Regions from separate parts of the Homo sapiens genome. Here region 1 is linked to region 2. A link is a loop called in an ENCODE intact Hi-C map of the cell type or tissue named here. Cell type or tissue: GM12878. All regions are shown on one strand. Each heading gives the region's core, and the rest is flanking DNA. Links, peaks and the distances in the headings are about the cores only. Region 1 overlaps LOC105373696 (a long non-coding RNA gene). Region 2 overlaps LOC124908060 (a long non-coding RNA gene).

Evidence for each region. A loop is a pair of places that touch in the nucleus more often than their neighbours do. Peaks named below come from ENCODE experiments on the same cell type or tissue, not always from the same donor. Only the 100,000 strongest peaks of a DNase experiment are listed, where the experiment ranks them.
Region 1: it touches region 2 in a loop (2.3-fold over the local background); 1 of 110 quality-filtered maps calls a loop at or near these places.

The regions. Positions count from the first base shown.
Region 1 is chr2:155,040,486-155,044,904 of GRCh38, forward strand. The region is part of intron 1 of LOC105373696 (a long non-coding RNA gene); the gene reads right to left. Among named protein-coding and RNA genes, the nearest start is that of KCNJ3, 340 kb to the left of the region's middle. In GM12878, for the core only: no CTCF peak of the experiment used is centred there; no DNase peak of the experiment used is centred there.
Region 2 is chr2:155,221,556-155,225,974 of GRCh38, forward strand. LOC124908060 (a long non-coding RNA gene) reads right to left here. Exons shown (of 2, transcript XR_007088685.1): 1 at 4,345-4,419; 2 at 890-2,930. Among named protein-coding and RNA genes, the nearest start is that of KCNJ3, 530 kb to the left of the region's middle. In GM12878, for the core only: a CTCF peak has its summit at 2,422 (motif pointing left); no DNase peak of the experiment used is centred there.

The DNA.
Region 1 (4,419 bases), core at 175-4,174, 180 kb before region 2:
GTGAATATAGCTATGTGATGTTTGAAATAGGATTGTTAGAGAGGGAGACAGAAATCTTTAAGTCTTATTAGCTTACACACTTTCCACTAATGTAGATGAAATCTATATGAAATTCACATGATAAACCGTTTTTATCCTCATTTATGCACTTTTTGAAACGTTTAAATATAATTCAACCAAAACGTTATGATATATTGCATAATTTCTATGTAGTATACTGTTATAATATCTCAAGATTCATTAGGAAATGGAACTTATAACTCATATGTTTCATAACTTCTCCTCTAGTAACAGAACAGATTACATATACAATATCTGTTATTACTTCAATTGTATAAAATCCAATATTCATATTAGTACTTCTAATGAGTTAGTTTTGTAAAAATAATATAAGGATTAAATACTATATATTACTTTAGTATTATACATATTATTAATATATATAAACATATTACTTCTTGAGTGTATTTCCTACAGATTAATTGTTGTTTATTGTGATTGCTCTGTGCTTTTCATATTCATGAATCTTAGAAATTAGAACTTGGGAAAAAGTAATATTTGCCACAAAAAAACATCTTTTTTATTATTTTATTATTTTATTTTTTTATTTTTGAGATGGAGTCTCGCTTTGTCACCCAGGCTGGAGTGCAGTGGCACAATCTCGGCTCACTGCAAGCTCTGCCTCCCAGGTTCACACCATTCTCCTGCCACAGCCTCCCGAGTAGCTGGGACTACAGGCGCCCACCACCGCGCCCTGCTAATTTCTTGTATATTTAGGAGAGACGGGGTTTCACCATGTTAGCCAGGATGGTCTCGATCTCCTGACCTTGTGATCCACCCGCCTTGGCCTCCCAAAGTGCTGGGATTATAGGCATGAGCCACTGCGCCAGACCAAATAACATATTATTTTCTTTATAAAAATGGTGATACCTTAGAGGCATCAACTACATATTCTATAAGAAATTGACATTAAATAATTGACTAAGGAAACATAAGAAATTTATAGGAATAATTACCAGTTACAAATTAATAACATAAAAAGCTCACCAAACACCAACTTTACATATTCATTTGTCCATCTACATATAGGATAAAGGCATTTATGTCCTGTAAACATAAAGCAACATTATGAAATAATGCATTATTTAGGGCATACTTTGTAAAAAGAACGACTGGTCTCAGGAAAAAGAAGTTTTAACATTTGAAGTTGCCTAAACAGTGTTATTACATGTTCTTTTTCTTTTCATATTTACCTGGCAATTGCTTTAAAATATTTTGATATGTTCACTTTATTAACATATTTCAACTGGAAGAGTTTTTAATTATTAAAATTTATTTCCCTGACTATATTTTTTCTTATTTCACACTGTTCTTTTAAATCTTACAAAATACTCCAAATATCTTTTTAAAAAATATATAAATATCAGAATCTACATTTAGAGTCTCTTTTTTCTTTGTAAGCATACATATATATTCACACAAACACATAAAATTAAATACATATGACAAAATTAAAGACATTCTTTCAGTGTATACTCTTTGCATTTGACAACAAATTATTTTTTTGTGTCTGACTAAAGTTTATATTGAAGAAAAATGAGAATTTGAAAGAAGGCACCAAGACAAATTGAATGTGTATTTAATGTTCTTTTGTATTTTATATTTAAATTTAATGTAATTAAAAAATTAAACCAATCACATTTAACATCATTTTTGGATAAAGCATTTTTGGTGAATGGAACTCTAGGGAGCGACATTCACCTTAAATGTACTTCTAAGTTTGACACCAAGCACACTATTTTGTCCTTCCCAAACAGATTCATGCATTTATAACTTCATTTATCATTGTTTTCATTGACTCTTATTAAAGTGTATTTTGCTAAGCCTTCATATTTTGAAGTTTCATTCTACCAAGTGAAATTGAATTGCAAATATGAAATTTTGTTGTGTATGTTATTTTTAAGAAAAATTATCCCTTAAACTGACCTTCTACTTGAGTTCATTTTGTTCAATCTAATTAGTCTCAATGAGATTTTGCCATTTATTATAAGCTAGAATGAGTCTTTTCCAGAGGGTGATATTATATAGTTTATGACAATGGAACTAACTATGGAACTAATTAACCATACCCACTGTCCTTTCTTAGAATTCCTATGATAGAGTGCTTATCTGTTTTTGCAGTACCACTTTATCTCACTATCTAAAAACTAAGTTGTCTCTTAGTTGTCCAGCTATCTTTCACAGCATCTCTGCAAAGATTATTCATCAAATACTTTAAAATAGAAGTTTCTATTTTAATTTGATTAGGTTTTTCCTGAATGACTAAGGATGATTTCAATATCCATGAATGTAAAACTGGTTGTAATGCCCCTTGATTCTGTCTATCTTGGAAGACAAAATGTCCAGCCTGTGACTTGTATAGAATAACTTTTCTGTTGTTATACTCTGAGGTTACCAAGTCACCTGAATATGAGTTTTTTAGTCACTGGATGAAAATTAACATGAGAACCACCAGAACTTTTGAAACACAACTACAAGTGAATTTTATAATGTTTTAGGTTTAAATATCATTAACTCAAGGACAATTTTAAGAAATTTTTCCATGTATGCAGCTGAGTCATGTAAACAAGTAGAGCTTACGAACACGAAAAATTCTCCTCCTACTGTTCACACTTTATAGGCAACATTAATTTTATAGGTCATTTCTCCTGCCCAGGATGCCAGACATAGAAAGGAAATTGACTGAAAATCTCACCAAAACTGAATATAATAAAATAGTCAATAAACTATCAAGAAAATAGCACCTTCAGCAAAAATACATCAGGAACACACCTTGAAGTTAACAAGTATTACCTGTTGCAGCGAGGGACAATATATAACATGGGGAAGATGCGTTTCTCAGTAAAAGTTATTAGAGTAAAACTTCCATAGTATTTGCACTTTGGTTAGGTAATTTATGAGAGTGCCTAAGGAAGCAGGGATTTGCTCTAAATTCAATGCTGGCATTAATTAGGGGCAATTCTATCATTCAGTATCTCAATGAATCTTACCTATAAGGAAGAAAGCCTGGAATGAAGATTAAACTGTATTTGTTGCAGAATTCACAATCACTCATTTTAGCCAAGAGAGGAGACTTTTTGAAATAGCTTTGTTTTTTTCTCTATTTATAAAAGTTTCAGAATATCCTTATCCAATCTTAGTATTCTGCAAGATGGTTTATGTCCAACTGGGGAACAAAATGGTCAGCTTGTAATGAGTAATACTGACATTTAGGTGGAAGCATCAGATCAGTTTCAGATAACAGAGGCTACTGTTATCTTTCTTATTAAGAGTAAGTCTTCAATTTCTTAAGACTATGCTGTGAGAACAACTAAGAAGGGTCGTGTCACCTGCCTCCACAAGTTGTCACTGTGGTTGCTGTCAGCCAGACTCAAGTCACAGCAACAGGCGATGTTATCACTTGGATTTCCATCACTTTATTTATTGCAGTGGGTTATTGTTTGTTTTCTCTTCATTGGCAATTATTTTTCCTTTAGAAGAGTAATTTTGCACCTTCCCACTTTACATGGAATACACTTTGAATGTTAAATACTTAGAAAATATAAGGAATGAGTAATAAAAACCACTTCTAATTCCACCATGTAGATTTGTTAATATTTTGACTTGCATGTTCCCAGTGCCCATGCATACATACACACACACCCCTCCATGCATTTATATACCTCTATAGGTAAAAAATTTGACCAAATAAATGCTCTTATATACCTCAAAAAGGTCTAACAACTGAAATTGTGAAATATTTGACTAGTGACTAAAAAATTAGTGGTGCCCCAACTGCAGAAATTTTAAGCTTGGTTTGAAAAGGGATGCTGTAGAAAAATAATTCCTGCTCATGATGGGCTTGTAGACTGGTTTCATTCTTCCATGTATGTGAGAGTATGACTGTATACAAATTTTCATCAATGTATAACCTATAAAGGTGAAAGCACGTTAACCAAGTAAACACACCCATATAATTACCATTTAAATAAAGACATAATGCAGTATGAGCCCCAGGAGTACTCTTTTCTTAAATTTTTAAATTTTAAATTTTACATTTTTGTGGGTACACAGTAGGTGTATATATTAATGGGGTACATGAGATACTTTGATACAGGCATGCAATGCATAATAATCACATCATGGTAAATGGAGTATCCATCCTCTCAAGCATTTATTATTTTTGTTAGAAATAATCCAATTATGCTCTGATTTTTGGTTCTTATGATGATGCTTTTTTGTATGTTGTATTAGTCCATTTTCACACTGCTGATGAAGACATACCCAAGACTGGGTAATTTACGAAAGAAAGAGGTTTAATCGGACTTACAGTTCCACATGGCTGGGGAGGCCTCACAATCATGGCGGAAGGCAAGTAAG
Region 2 (4,419 bases), core at 176-4,175:
TCATCATAGGAGAAAAGGAAAAATATTGATTATATCTACTGTTGATAGTGTGTGAGAAAATGCATATCATCACACAGTTTTGGTGAGAGTGTGAAATTGTCCATCTTTTTTGAAAGGGACTTAGGATTGTCTATGCAAATGAAAAATGCATACATTTTGCTTTGGCAGTTTAACTTCTGTGTGTGTGTATATATGTGTATAGAAAGAGATTCACAACATCATGGATTATAATGAAATATATGGAAACACAGTCTGTTCAATAAACTGTGATACATTATGATAAATAAAAACAGAGCTATAGCCACAATATTAAATGAAAAAAAGTAAGTTTCTTAATACTAGATGTAGTATGATCCATTTATGTAAGCTCACATTGAGGTGCACTGAGCCCTCGGTTTATGCCTCATAATAAATATGTCTGTAGAAAGATTATCATTCTTGCTAGTTTAGTAATATACCTGAAATATGTACTTTACTGTTGTTTCTAATGGTCACATGTAAAACTGAAGGATTTCAGACAATCCAAGAGCTTTTTTTTCAATTTATGTGCAAAGGCTACTAGAAATTACACTCACTGAAATTAATTTCTAAGATATTTTTCCACTTTGGCTCTAACAGTAAAAGTTTGTCACTAGACTTATTCTATTACTCAGTGTTTACTGACTATTATGAGCATACTAACATTATAAGCGCAGATTTTGTGCCAAACCTATGATGGACTTTCATTTGGTTGAATCACAAAATGAAACAAACACTTCTCTGATTTTAGTATGTGCTAATAAATCTCTAGATTGTTTTGCTCTCTGATCTTGTAATAAGCTGTTAATGTAGCAACCGAATATTTTGACTTTCTTCTGAGACAAAAGAGAAAACAAATAAATGACAGAAATTTTCTGCTTAACAGTGTGTTTATTGCTTTTCATTCAGTGTGTCATAAGATACATTTTCGGGAGAATGAAATTCTACAGAAATCGCTTCTCTTTATATCATATAAGTTAAAGAATTCAAAAACTGCATTAACAAGCAACAAAAATTGTAAGCCTGTTTGATACTATCATAGTTTATAAATATACACTATATCCAATAGCATATTTATTCAAATTATTGTTTTATTGGGGATTTGGGATATAGTTGGATAGCTCAGAAGAGAGTCTGGGCAATTTGTAGGCATTGGATTTGAGAAAAACCTAGTGAAAGTTATTGTTAACAGGATAGAAATTCAATAGTTCCCCCTTTTCTGGGTTTCTCTGGAAGATAAATTGACATCAGGAAACTTTGAAAACAATTTTATGTAGAATATAGCTGTCTGGTACCCCATTGTGGTGTTATAGTCTACAACGGTTTAAAACATATAGTTTAAATGAGTGACTAAATAAATGTTTTCCTAAATTAATAAATAAATAAATTGATGACCAGGAACACAGGAAAAGAAATACCTTACCTTTGAGTACATATAAATGTAATACAAGAATTACTTAGAAAAATTCATTGCATTTAATACACTAAATAGGGTATTGAACATCAGGACTTTCTTGAGTCACATTAGTCTTCTCAGATACACAGGGTAGATTTCTAAACTTCTGTTTTCCTACCATTTCAACTAAAAAGTCATCCAGGAAATCTGTAATCTGAATCTTTATGATGTGAATTATATCTAATAAAACTTTTTACAAATGTCTTGTGATATTGCCCTAATTCTGACCCTTTACATTCTGTCTTCATGATTACAATAGTTTCTGATCTCATCTTCCCACTCTATTTAAATTTTCAAGTGTATCCTTTTCCTTACTAAGTAGCATATTCATAGAAGACAATGCCTATCATGTCACACCTGTCTTTAAGATCATCTCCTACCTCCACACAGTAACATTCTTACCATGGCAAACACAACTGCCATTATGTTGACATTAACTGACCTTTTGATGGTCTTTTTTGAAAACCAAGGTCCTCATGAAACCTGCATTAAAATTACAGTAAACAAAGAATCTACCATGTCATTTTATTACTAACATTTTTCTAACCTTGTATCTTTTTCCAATAATATCCATCATTTACTCATTAATTCAACATGAATATGATAACTGCACTAGGCTAGGCACTATATTTGGTATTAAAGACATTAAATATTAGGTTAGGTCTCTACTATAAAATAAACATGATCAAATAAGAGAGAAAAACAAATAAACCAAAAACAATAATGCAATACAATGCTTCTATATTTTTTCCTTCCAAACTTAGTAAAATTTATTATGCAATAAAAACTTTCTTGAAATTTTATGTGGAAATGAAACTCTTTTCCTTTTTCTGCTATACCATGTTATTTGTCTCTATTAAGGTATCTATTTAATTCTCCTTTGCAATATACTTGGTTCATTCATTTAAGTGAATATTTCACAGTGTAGTGTTTCCTAGATGTTTCCTGTGTGCCCCCTACTGGCTCATCAATTCTTTTAGGATAAATCATATGTCTTGTTTTCATTTCATCGTGTTTAGAAAAAGTATAATATTCTATTTTCAGATTTAAAAAGTAAATAAATCATGTAAGTATACACTGGAAGATGGCGTGATTATAAGAAGACTATTAGTCATAAAAGTGTATGTCTCTAATAAGAGTTAATTTGAAGTTAAGTTGCCTTGCGACAAACGCATGCCCAGAAAAATCCAGTGCTGCCCACACATTGCTCTAAGTAAGAATGTACCTAATGCATTATGCTTAGTTTGAACTTCGCAATTTAAGGATCAAATTGAAATAAAAAAAAAGTGTGTGCAAAGATATATAAATAGAATGATAAAGCTTTGGAATATTAGGATATGGGAGAAGAGTTGGAAAGTTAGAGAAATGAAAAATGCTTACCTGTAGAAAAAGAAGCATGATGGGAAGGGAATGGATTGCCATCTTTAAATTTCATATATCTCTCCAGACAGCAAATCTACAATGAATGCAAAATACATAATGAAAAGGTAGTCAGATTTTTATTTTAATCTGCTGAGTGTCATGTAGAGGCTAAACACTGAATTGGAATACCTTAATTGCAATATTGAAGTAGAAGTAGGATATTGAACTAGATTATTTCTAAGACACTTTTCAAGTCATGAGTCTAAGATAATTTAAATATTTAGCTACAGCTCAATTTTCCATTGTCCTTTTATTTTAGGATTTCATTGTTTTTATTTTAGCTAGAAAGAATGGTAAATATATTTTTGTGTTAAATAGTTGTTTTAAGTAGTGTTTTCAAATGTACATTAATGGAGCATAGATTTTTCAGAGGTAAAAAAGTTTTCTAATAAATTAATGAGTCACTAAAATGTATGAATGCCTACAAGGTGTTCATCAATTATATAATCAATCATAATCGAAGGTGCACTTTGGTTTCACATATAAGTTTCCTTCCTAATATAAGCATTGGTCTAATTGTGGAGATGGGATATATTTAACATAGCTAAATAATAAATCTATGCACAATAGCAAATACTTCACATGTTTGATTTTTTGCCATTTTCCCACTTTTAACAACAACATTTATCATATTTATATAATATCAAGAAAAGTACTATTTTAAAAACAGGATTACAAAACTCTACAAAATTTATTTTTGTATATGATGTGACATTAATATATTTGGTGGAGAGAATGAATAGGAAGACTTAGAGGAAAGAAAAAACACAAGTAACGAGAGAAGCAACATGATAAAGACATCTGTAAAGGAACAGTCAATGACACGTGTTCCAAAAATCAATAGAAGAAGCAGTCCATTGAGTGACTCCAATAATTACCTTGGGCAACATAACCATGTTCAATCTGAATTTTCTTATCTTTGTAGGCAAGACATTGGCACAGATTATCCGAAATGTCCCTTTGAACCCTAAACATATAATTCTACAAAATTATCTCTGCTTTCACCATCAAGTAAAATACATTTTAAATGCTTTGCAAAGAAGGCAGGCTTTCCTCTTATGAAAGGAAAAATACATCACTGTTATAGCTTTGGGGATATCTTGTCAACTTTGTTTTCCAGTTTTGAGATTTTTTTCATAATAGCTTCTCCTTTATTTTAACAGTTATTAACGTTTCTGCCCTAAAAATCCGGGTGTTTCTAGAAAGCTAATCATTATCAGACCTTCCTTTGTTGCTTGTTTTTTATTTTTTTATTTTAAGTTCCAGGATACATGTGCAGAAAGTGTAGTTTTGTTACATAGGTATACATGTGCCACGGTGGTTCGCTACACCTATCAACCTGTCATCTAGGTTTTAAACCCCACATACATTAGGTATTTGTCCTAATGCTCTCCCGTCCCTTGCCTCCCACCCCCTCAGACAGGCCCTGGTGTGTGATGTTCCCCTACCTGTGTCCATGTGTTCTCATTGTTCAACTCCCACTTATGAGTGAGAACACGCGGTGTTTGGTTTTCTATTCCTGT